Linked DNA regions of Homo sapiens: region 2 is linked to region 1. Evidence: read pairs that join two places in POLR2A ChIA-PET (ENCODE). Cell type or tissue: CD4-positive, alpha-beta T cell. All regions are shown on one strand. Links, peaks and the distances in the headings refer to the core of each region. The heading gives the core; the rest is flanking DNA.

Region 1 (5,384 bases), core at 335-5,334:
CAGCCACTGTCTTTTGATTGGAGATATTAGTCCATTTACATTCAACATTATTATTGATAGTAATATTAAAAGACTGATACATTCTTATTCTTGCTATTTTGTTATTTATTCTCTGGTCGTTTTGTGGTCTTCCTTCTTTCCTTCCTTCCTGTCTTTGTTTTATTGAAGGTGATTTTCTCTGGTGGTATGATTTAATTTTTTGTCTTTTATTTTTCCTATATCTGTTGTATGGTTTTTGATTTGAGGTTATCATGAGACTTGCAAATACTATCTTATAAACCATTATTTTAAGCTGATAACAACTTATCAATGTTTGCATAAACAAATAAGCAAAAAGAAAACTAATAAAAACTCTACACCTTAACTTTGTCTCTCACTTTTTAACTTTTTGTTTTTCTTATTTGTATCTTACTGTAGTGTCTGTCTTGTAAAGTTGTAGCTATTATTTTTGATTGGTTTATCTTTTAGTGTTTCTACTTAAGAGTAATTTACATACCACAGTTATAGTGTTATAATATTCTGTGTTTTTTTCTATGTACTTACTCTTACCAGTAAGTTTTGTGCCTTCAGATGATTTCTTATTGCTCATTAATATCCTTTTCTTTTTGATTGAAGTATTCCCTTTAACCTTTTTTTTGTAGGACAGTTCTGGTTTTGATGAAGTCCTTCAGCTTTTGTTTGGGAAAATCTTTATTTCTCCTTTATGTTGAAGGATGTTTTCCTGGATATACTATTCTAACAAAAAATTTTTTTTTTCCTTCAGCACTTTGAATACGTCATGCCACTCTCTGCTAGCCAATAGGGTTTCCACTGGAAAGTCTGCTGCCAAATGTATTGGAGCCCCATTGTATGTTATTTGTTTCTTTTCTCTTGCTGCTTTTAGGTTCTTTTTTTTTCTTTTTTTCTTTTTTTTTTAAATCTTTGGCCTTTGAAAGTTTGATTATTAACTGCCTTGAGGTAGTATTCTTTGGGTTAAATCTGCTTGGTCTTCTATAATCTTCTCATACTTGGATATTGATATTTTCCCCTAGGCTTGGGAAGTTCTCTGTTATTATCCCTTTCAATAAAGTGTCTACCTCAATCTCTTTCTCTACCTCCTCTTTGAGACCAGTAACTCTTAGATTTGCCCTTTTGAAGCTGTTTTCTAGATATTGTAAGCATGCTTTTTTTTTATTCTTTTGTCTCCTCTGTGTGTTTTCAAATAGCCTATCTTCAATCTCACTAATTCTTTCTTCTGCTTGATCAATTTTGCTATTAAAAGACTCTGATACATTATTCAGTATGTCAGTTGGATTTTTTACCTCCAGTACTTTGGCTTGATTCTTTTTAATTATTTAAATCTCTTTGTTAAATTTATCTGATATAATTCTGAATTCCTTCTCTGTGTTATCTTGAATTTCTTTGAGTTTCTTCAACACAGCTATTTTGAATTTTTTCTCTGAAAGGTTTCATATTTGTGTTTCTCCAGGATTGATGTCTGGCACCTTATTTAGTTGGTTTGCTGAGGTCATGTTTTCCATGGGTGGTGGTGATGATTGTAGATGTTCGTCAGGCATTGAAGAGTTAGGTGTTTACTTATAGTCCTTGCAGTCTGGGCTTATTTGTGCTTGTCCTGCTTGGGAAGGCTTTACAGGTATTCAGAATGACTTGGGTGTTGTGATGTAAGCTGTATCTCCATTAGGGGGCACCCCAAGGCCACTAATGCTGTGGTTCTTGTAGATTTGTATAGGTACTACTTTGCTGGTCTTGGTTAAGATCCAGGACATTTCTCTAGATTACCAGGCAGATACTCTTGTTCTCTTCCTTTATTTTCTCCCAAACAAAAGTAGTTTCTGTCTCTGCGATGAACTACCTGTGGCTGGGGATGGGGGTGACACAAGCAGCTCTGTGACCACCACTGGGACTGCACTGGGTCAGACCTGAAGTCAGCACAGCATGAAGTCTTGCCGAAGGCCTGCAGTAACCACTACTTGGGTGCTACCTATGTTTGCTCAAGGCTCTAGGGCGGTACAGTCAGCAGGTGGCAAAGTGGGACAGACTTGTGTCCTTTCCTTCAGGGCGGCAAGTTCCCCCAGACCCCGGGTGGGTCCGGAGGTGTCATCCATGAGCCATGTACTGGAGTAAAAAACCTTAGACATCTACCTGGTGTTCTGTTGTACTGCTGCTGAGCTGGCACTCAAATCATGAGATGCAGGCCTTCCCGCTCTTCCCTCCACTTTCCACAGGCAGAGGATCCTAACCCTGTGGACACCACCATCACTGGCCTATGAGGAGTGCTGCCAGGCTTCCACTGATGTTCACTTAAGGCCCAAGGGCTCTTCAATTAGCTTGAGGTGAATGTTGCCAGGTCTGAGACTCATCCTTCAGGGTGCTGGGATCCCCTCTGGACCAGGGCAGGTCCAGAAGTACCAACCTGGTATCTAAGGTGCACGACAAAGCTCCCTTTACTTTTCTCTGCTTTTCTCAAGCAGATGGAGTCTCTCCCCATAGCCACCACAGCTGGGAATGTGCTGTGTCTTACCTAAAGCCAGCACATCTCAGTGTCTCTCCTATGGCCCATGGAATACTACCTGGGTATTGCTGCTGATTATTCAGGGCCCAAGTGCTCTTTAGTCAGCAGGTGATGGGTCCTGCCAAAACTGGTTCCTTCCCTTCAAGGCAGCAAGTTTCCTTCTGGCCCAGGGTGTGCCTAGAAATGTCATTTGGGAGCTAGGGCCTGGAAAGGGGGCCTTACCACTGTGCCCTCTCCTACGGTGGCTGAGCTAGTATTCTAGATGCAAGACAAAGTCCTCTTTATTCTCCCCTCTCTTCGCCTCCCCTCCCCAAAAAGAAGGAGTCTCTTTCAGAGCTGTGAGCTATGCAGCCTTGATTTGGGGGAGTAGTGCAAGCACTCCCTTTGTTGCCTTGGCTGGTGTCTCAATTGGTCACATGCCCCACCCACCCCAGTACACTGCCTCTGAGGCCAGTTCAGCAGTAGGACTTGCTTAGGAATTGCTGTCATTGCAGCCTAGACTGACTTTCAAGTTTATTTAGAGCCCCAGAGCACTCCAGCCCGCCGTGGCGAGGCTTGCCTGAACTCAAATTCTGACCTCTGAGATGGGTGATTCCCCTCTGGCTATGGCTGGTCCAAGTGCTCCCTCTGTGGGTGGGCTTCAGCCAAGTACATACTGGTTCTGCTTTCTGCTATGACAGGGTAGCACTAAGTTCAATGCAATGTCTCACAATAGCTGCATCCTTCTTCCTTGAGTGCACAGATTCTCTGTGCCATGCAGCTGCTGCTGGAGGATGGGGGCAGGGAGGAGGGAGGTGTGGTGTCGGCAATTCAAGACTGTCTTTCCTACCCTTTATGGTGCCTTTCAGTAATATGAAGTGAAAACCAGGTACTGTGAGTGCTCACCTGATTTTTGCTTCTTATGAATGTACTTTTTTGTGTAAATAGGTGTTAAATTTGGTGTTCCTGTTAGGGGGATGATTGGTGCAGGATTCTATTATGCCATCTTGTTTTTTCCCCCAGTCTTTGGTCTTTTCATGTTTTCTTTTTTGTACTTGCTTTAGAATAAATTGACTATTTATATTCATTGCCTAATTTTCTATTGACTTGTATATTTTTCTTGTGAAAGGTAAGAATTCTTTATATGTTACAGTTATTAATCATTTGTCATGTATGTTCCTAATACTTTTCTTCCAAATCTATCATTTGTGTATGATCTCATTTATGATATATTTTTCAATTTTCCAATTCATTGATAAAGTTAATGATTTATACTTCTGTAGTTCCTGGTGTTGAAGTAATTTATATTCCTGGAGTATACTCTACTTGATCATATGGTAGTATTCATTTGATAAGTTGCTAGATTCTGTTTAGTTGTACTTTATTTAGGATTGCTGCATCTTTATTTGTTTTATAGATTGCATTTCTCTGGAATGACCACAGCAATATTTCCAGCCCTTGATGATCTTCTAGAACTTTGCCACTTCCCTGCATCAAGAGGTAAAATCCATTTCTATTCTCTTGAATTGAACAGCTTCAATGAATTGAGTGCTGAAGAATTAACACTCTGTGACTTCATGACTTGTTGGAAATTGTGAGGAATCTCAGGCCACATGGAGGGGCCAGTGAAGATGTTCCAGCTTATAGCCCCAGCTAAGGTTTCAACTAATAGCCAGACTCAACCACCAGGTATATGAATGAACCTTCAGATGATTCTAGTCTCCAGCCTTCAAGCTTCCCCAGTCGATGCTGAGTGGAGCAAAAAAAGGAATTATTCTCACTGAGCCCTGTCCAAATTGCAAATACCTGACAAAAATAAATATTGTTGTTTTAAGCCACTAAATTTTGGAGGAACTTGTTATGCAATCATAAAAACAGATTTTGTTATCTGGAAGTGAGTGCCATGTAACAGAAATCTAAAATGTGGTAGTGGCTGAAGCTAGACTAGACAGGATTAGGCAGGACTAGACAGAGGGCAGAAGGTGAGAGGGCCTTCAGGTGACTGTGGAAGGCTGATGGACCTCAAGGAGGCTATCAGAGAGGGTTTAGAGGAGAGTGAAAAAATATCATTGGAGCTGGAGGAAAGAGGATCATTGTTAGGTAATGACATGAAGTTTGGCCACCTTATCACCTGTGGTAATGTGAAAAGCAGAAAATGGTGATTGTCTGGCTTCTTCTTGCTGCTTATAGTAAAATGATAGGAGAGAGGTAAGCTAAAGAAATAATTGTTAAATATAAAGGAGCCAGAACTTCTTGGACTTGAAAATAAAGCTTTCTCTTTTCCAGTTTTTCCTGACGGCAGAGAATTCTAAAATTAAGAAGATTCTTTATGGAAGGAGAGCAAATCTAGGGTACTGTCATTAAAACATGGTTTATCATGAAGCCAAGGGAGTGATTGTAAAATCTTAGTTCTAATACCTCAGGAAATTTAATGTCATGCCTCACACAGACAGTAGTCTCTCTAATTATCTTAAGGACATGACATACCTTACAGATCCTCTTTATTAAAGAAAAAGTCCTTTGAGAATTTTAAGAGCATTGTCCCTCGGCACCCTTATAGGAAGCTCTAGGACTTATCTTGAAGAGATTTGTGGGTACAGGTTTTGTCTAATGGAGTGGATTATAAACAAGAAATCCACACAGTTTTTTGTTGCAAATTTTTTTTAGAGCAGTTTTAGTTTACACAAAATTAAGCTGAAAGTAGAAAGTTCCTATATTCTCCCCATTCCCCTCTCTCCCTAAAATTTCCCACACTATCAATATCCCTGACCAGAGTGGTACTTTTTTTTTTTTTTTTTTTTTTTTACCATCAATGAACCTACCTTGGTACATCATTCTCACCCAAAGTCAATAGTTGACATTAGGGTTCACTCTTGGTGTTGTATATTCTATT
Region 2 (5,384 bases), core at 59-5,058, 270 kb before region 1:
TACAAACACATACACACTGGTGCCTACATGTATACCTATATATATTCACAACACACATAATTTTCAAATAGAATTATCCTATGTTTGTAGTTGCAGTTTTCACTCACTGTCAAATACAACTTTATATAACAGTGACCATATACATAATGTATAATAATACATATTTTTTAGGTCTTGCTTTATCACCCAAGCTGGAGTGCAGTGGCACAGTCATAGCTCACTGCAGCCTCAAATTCCTGGGCTCAAGCAATCCTCCCACGTCAGCCTCCCAAGTAGCTGGGACTACAGACACACGATTACACCCCACCAATTTTTTTTAGAGACAGAGTCTTCTAATGTTGCCCAGGTTGGTCTCTAACTCCTGTTCTCAAGTGATGTTCCCGACTCGGCCTCCCAAAGTGCTGGGATACACGTGTGAACCACCAAACCTGGCCTGTCTCTTATTTTTAATGGCTGCAGAGTTTTTCACTGAATGATGTAGTGTACTTTAATCGATATCGCTGATGGAAAGGGATAATAGTCTTTGAAATCCATTTTTTACCTTCTTCCTTTGATTATTAGATAGTCTCCAAGCTGGAGACATGTTGCTTATGTGTACAAACTACATTTCTCATTGGCTCATTCAGCTAGGCATGGCTATCATGTGATGTGAGTGGAAGTTATGAGGAAACTTCCAGGTCAGACTCTACTTTCTTTCCCTTTTACCAACTGTAGCATGTGTTTGGTAGTGGTAAGGATGGACCACACAAAGGAGGAAAGTGGAGTAAAGTGACAGAAGGAATCTGAATGATCTTGTGAAACATACCCATCGTACCTCCTATCCTCATTGCAATTTTGTGTGAAAAATACATTTGTCGGCTGGGCGTGGTGGCTCACGCCTGTAATCCCAGCACTTTGGGAGGCCAAGGCAGACGGATCACAAGGTCAGGAGTTTGAGACCAGCCTGAGCAACATGGAGAAACCCTGACTCTACTAAAAATACAAAAATTAGCCGGGCATGGTAGCGCGCACCTGTAATCCCAGCTACTTAAGAGGTTGAGGCAGGAGAATCTCTTGAACCCGGGAGGCGGAGGTTGCAGTGAGCTGAGATCGCGCCACTGCACTCCAGCCTGGGCGACAGAGCGAGACTCCGTCTCAAAAAAAAAAAAATACATTTGTCTTGTTGAAGACAAGGTTATTTGTTCCCTTTGAAAGCAAACAGACATTCTATAACTAACAATACTTTAGAGATGGACTTCTAAGTTGTTTACAATTTTTCTTTTTTTGAGATGGAGTTTTGCTCTTGTTGCCCAGGCTGGAGTGCAATGGCGCGATCTTGGCTCACCGCAACCTCCGCCTCCCGGGTTCAAGCAATTCTCCTGCCTCAGCCTCCCCAGTAGCTGGGATCACAGGCATGTGCCACCACACTTAGCAAATTTTGTATTTTTAGTAGAGACGAGGTTTCCCCATGTTGGTCAGTTTGGTCTCGAAATCCCAACCTCAGGTGATCCGCCCACCTCGGCCTCCCAAAGTGCTGGGATTACAGGTGTGAGCCACCGTGCCGGCCTACAATTTTTCAATATTATAAGTAATTCCAGTGCATATATCTCTTCCCATGTGTAATATTATATCCTTAGAGTAAATTCATATATGTAAAATTGATGGGTCAATGAGACATTTCAAGTATATTGGAAATTTATACAAATTTATAAATTTATACTGCTACCGACTATAGAGGAGGTTGCTTTTTTTCCCCATATCCTTACCAACATGGATTTTGTCAGCTTTATTTATTTGAGGTTGAAAAGAGCAAGCTCATAAAGAAATTTTGTACTCTTCTACTTTTCTTTCTTTTTTTTTTTCTGTTTTGAGACAGAATTATGATCTTGTTGCCCAGGCTGGAGTGCAGTGGCACAGTCTCGTTCACTGCAACCTCAGCCTCCTGGGTTCAAGCAATCCTTCTGCCTCAGCCTCCCAAGTAGCTGGGATTACAGGCGCCTGTCAACACACCCAGCTAATTTTGTATTTTTAGTAGAGACAGGGTTTCACCATGTTGGCCAGGCTGGTCTTGAACTCCTGACCTCAGGTGATCCGCCTGCCTCAGTCTCCCAGAGTGCTGGGATTACAGGTGTGAGCCACTGCGCCTGGCCTTCTACATTTCATTAATAAAGAGTCAAATGTGTTTTCTAGCACATTTGTAGTTTTTTTTACATTTAACTGTTAATATATCTGAAATTTATTTAGTTGTTTAAAAAAAGATAAGAATGGCCAAGCACGGTGGCTCACGCCTATAATCCCAGCACCTTGAGAAGAGGGCGGATCACCTGAGGTTGGGAGTTTGAGACAAGCCTGACCAACATTGAGAAACCCCATCTCTACTAAAAATACAAAATTAGCCGGGCGTGGTGGTGCACGCCTGTAATCCCAGCAACTCTAGAGGCTGAGGCAGGAGAATCGCTTGAACCCAGGAGGCAGAGGTTGCAGTGAGCTGAGATCACACCATTGCACTCTAGCCTGGATGACGAGAGTGAAACTCCATCTCAAAAAAAAAAAAAAAAAAAAAAGGTCAGAATTAACTTTTTTTTTCAAGTTGCTGTTAGTTCTTCCAGTATAATTTATTGAATAATCTTTGTCTCCCTCCCTGAATTAAAATGCAACCATATAGCAAATTATCATATTTTCTTGGGTCTATTTAATTGAATGCTATATTAAATTTTTTTTTTTTTTTTTTTTTGAGACAGAGTCTTGCTTTGTCTCGCAGGCTGGAGTGCAATGGGGCGACGATCTCGGCTCACTGCAAGCTCTGCCTCCTGGGTTCATGCCATTCTCCTGCCTCAGCCTCCCGAGTAGCTGGGACTACAGGCACACGCCACCATGCCCGGCTCATTTTTTGTATTTTTAGCAGAGATGGGGTTTCACCGTGTTAGCCAGGATGGTCTCGATCTCCTGACCTCGTGATCCACCCGCCTCAGCCTCCCAAAATGCTGGGATTACAGACGTGAGCCACCACGTCCAGCCTAAAATTGTTTTATAGTAGGTTTTAATATCTGGTATGCTAAGTCCCCCCCAATATGCTTCTTTTCCAATTTTTCCAAAATATTTATTTTTATTGTTATTATTTTTTTGAGACAGAGTCTCTCTTTGTTGCCCAGGCTGGAGTGCAGTGGTGCGATCTCAGCTCACTGCAACCTCTGCCTCCTGGGTTCAAGCGATTCTCCTGCCTCAGCCTCCTGAGTAGCTGGGACTACAGGCATGCGCCACCATGCCTGGCTAATTTTTGTATTTTTAGTAGAGATGGAGTTTCACCATGTTGGTCAGGCTGGTCTCAAACTCCTGATCCTGTGATCCACCTGCCTAGGCCTCCCAAAGTGCTAGGATTACAGGCATGAGCCACCATGCCTGGCTATATATTTATTTTTAATGAAAACTTTAGAATCATTTTTCAAGTTCCCCAAAAAGTTAACATTTTCATTGCAATTATATGGCCTTTATAAATTTAGAAGTAATCAACATCTTTAGAATATTGACTCTAAACAGAAACAAGTATAACTCTGCATTTATTCTATCATCTATATTCTGCAGTAACATTTTATAGTTTTCTTCATCAGGTCTTGTACATTTTTATTAAGTTTAGCCGTAGAGTGTCTTTTGCTAAAACAAATTATTTGCTATTGTGAACAGGATTTTTTTCTTTTTATTGCATTTCCACCGATTTGTTGTTTATGTATAGGAAATTTAAAAATATTTTTCCAGTTTGCAGGAAGCTCCTTTGTCTACCTCTTGTCTACAGTGGAAACTCCTGTGACTATTTTCTAAGCCATACTTGACTGGATCACAGTTAAAGAAAAAGTGAGGCACTTCTTCAGGAAGACAAGAACATTTCTTTTGGTGGTTGGACTTATAAAATGTTGGAATAATAAGTCTGTCTTTGTCCACTCTGGCTGCTATAACAAAATACCATAAACTGGGTAGCTTATAAACAACAGAAACTTCTCACAGTTCTGGAACCTGGGAAGTCCAAGAACAAGATAAGATTAGGTGTCTGGTAAGGGCCCGCTTCCTCATAGATGGCATCTTCTTGCTGTGACCTCACATAATATAAGGGATGAGGAGTCTCTCTTGGCCCTCTTTTATAAGGTCACGAATCCACTCAAGGACCTCACTTTCTAGTACCATCACCCCTGGGGGCTAGGATTTCAACATATGAATTTGATGGGGGGGGGGTGGGACACAGATATTCAGATCATAGCAAAGTCTTAATTCATTAATATGTAATTTTTCACCTGGTGCAGTGGCTCACACCTGTAATTCCAACACTTCCAGAGACTGAGGCAGGTGGATCACTTAAGCCCAGGAGTTCAAGATCAGCCTGGGTAAAATGGCAAAACCCCATGTCTACAAAAAATACAAAAATTAGCCAGGCATGGTGGCGTACCTGTAGTCCTTCCTAAGGCAAGAAGATCACCTGAGTCCAGGAGGTGGAGGTTGCATTGAGTCATGATTGTGCCACTGCACTCCAGTCTGGAAGACAGGGCAAGGCTGTCTCAAAAAAAAAAAAAAAAGTGTGTAGCACCCCATTAATTAAAAAATGAATAAATATATAAAAAGATGTAACTTCCCTTCCTGAAACTGTTACCAAAAATGTTCTCTTGGGCCAGGCGTGGTGGCTCACACCTGTAATCCCAGCACTTTGGGAGGCCGAGGCGGGCGGATCATGAGGTCAGGAGATTGAGACCATCCTGGCTAACACGGTGAAACCCCGTCTCTACTAAAAAATACAAAAAATTAGCCGGGCGTGGCGGCGGGCGCCTGTAGTCCCAGCTACTCGGGAGGCTGAGGCAGGAGAATGGTGTGAACCCGGGAGGCGGAGCTTGCAGTGAGCTGAGATTGTGCCACTGCACTCCAGCCTGGGCGACAGAGCAAAGACTCAAAAAAAAAAAAAAAAAAAAAAAAGTTCTGTTGACTTTCCCTGTGATATCAGGCGATCTTCACAATTCAGTCCAATTCCATAACCTTAAAAAACATGTTTATTGTTTGATTTTTTAAAATTTTATTTTATGAGATAGGATCTTGCTCAATCTCCCAGGCTGGAGTGCAGTGGCAGGATCACAGATCACTACAGCCTCAACATCCTGGCTCAGCCTTCCAAGTACCTGGGACTACAGCTGCATGTCACCGCGCCCAGCTAATTTTATTTTATTTTTTGTAGAGACAGGGATCTCACCATGTTGCTCAGGCTGGTCTCGAACTCCTGAGCTCAAGTGATCCTCCTGCCTTGGCCTTCCAAAGTGCTGGGACTACAGACATGAACCACCACACCTGGCCAAAAAACATGTTTATTGTTAAAAGTTTTAAACACACGAAGGTAGAAAGAATGTTATAATGAACCTCTATGTACCTATCAC

Evidence for each region. ChIA-PET counts read pairs that join two places held together with the same protein. Peaks named below come from ENCODE experiments on the same cell type or tissue, not always from the same donor. Only the 100,000 strongest peaks of a DNase experiment are listed, where the experiment ranks them.
Region 2: POLR2A ChIA-PET joins it to region 1 with 5 read pairs; 3 of 35 experiments call an interaction of 5 or more read pairs at or near these places.

What each region holds. Positions count from the first base shown.
Region 1 is chr14:39,466,410-39,471,793 of GRCh38, forward strand. It overlaps LOC105370461 (a long non-coding RNA gene), which reads left to right. Exons shown (of 8, transcript XR_007064121.1): 2 at 3,909-3,991. Among named protein-coding and RNA genes, the nearest start is that of FBXO33, 37 kb to the left of the region's middle. RefSeq lists an enhancer at 1,864-1,933. In CD4-positive, alpha-beta T cell, for the core only: no CTCF peak of the experiment used is centred there; a DNase peak (open chromatin) is centred at 3,142.
Region 2 is chr14:39,196,726-39,202,109 of GRCh38, forward strand. It overlaps the pseudogene LOC100313942. Among named protein-coding and RNA genes, the nearest start is that of PNN-AS1, 24 kb to the left of the region's middle. In CD4-positive, alpha-beta T cell, for the core only: no CTCF peak of the experiment used is centred there; no DNase peak of the experiment used is centred there.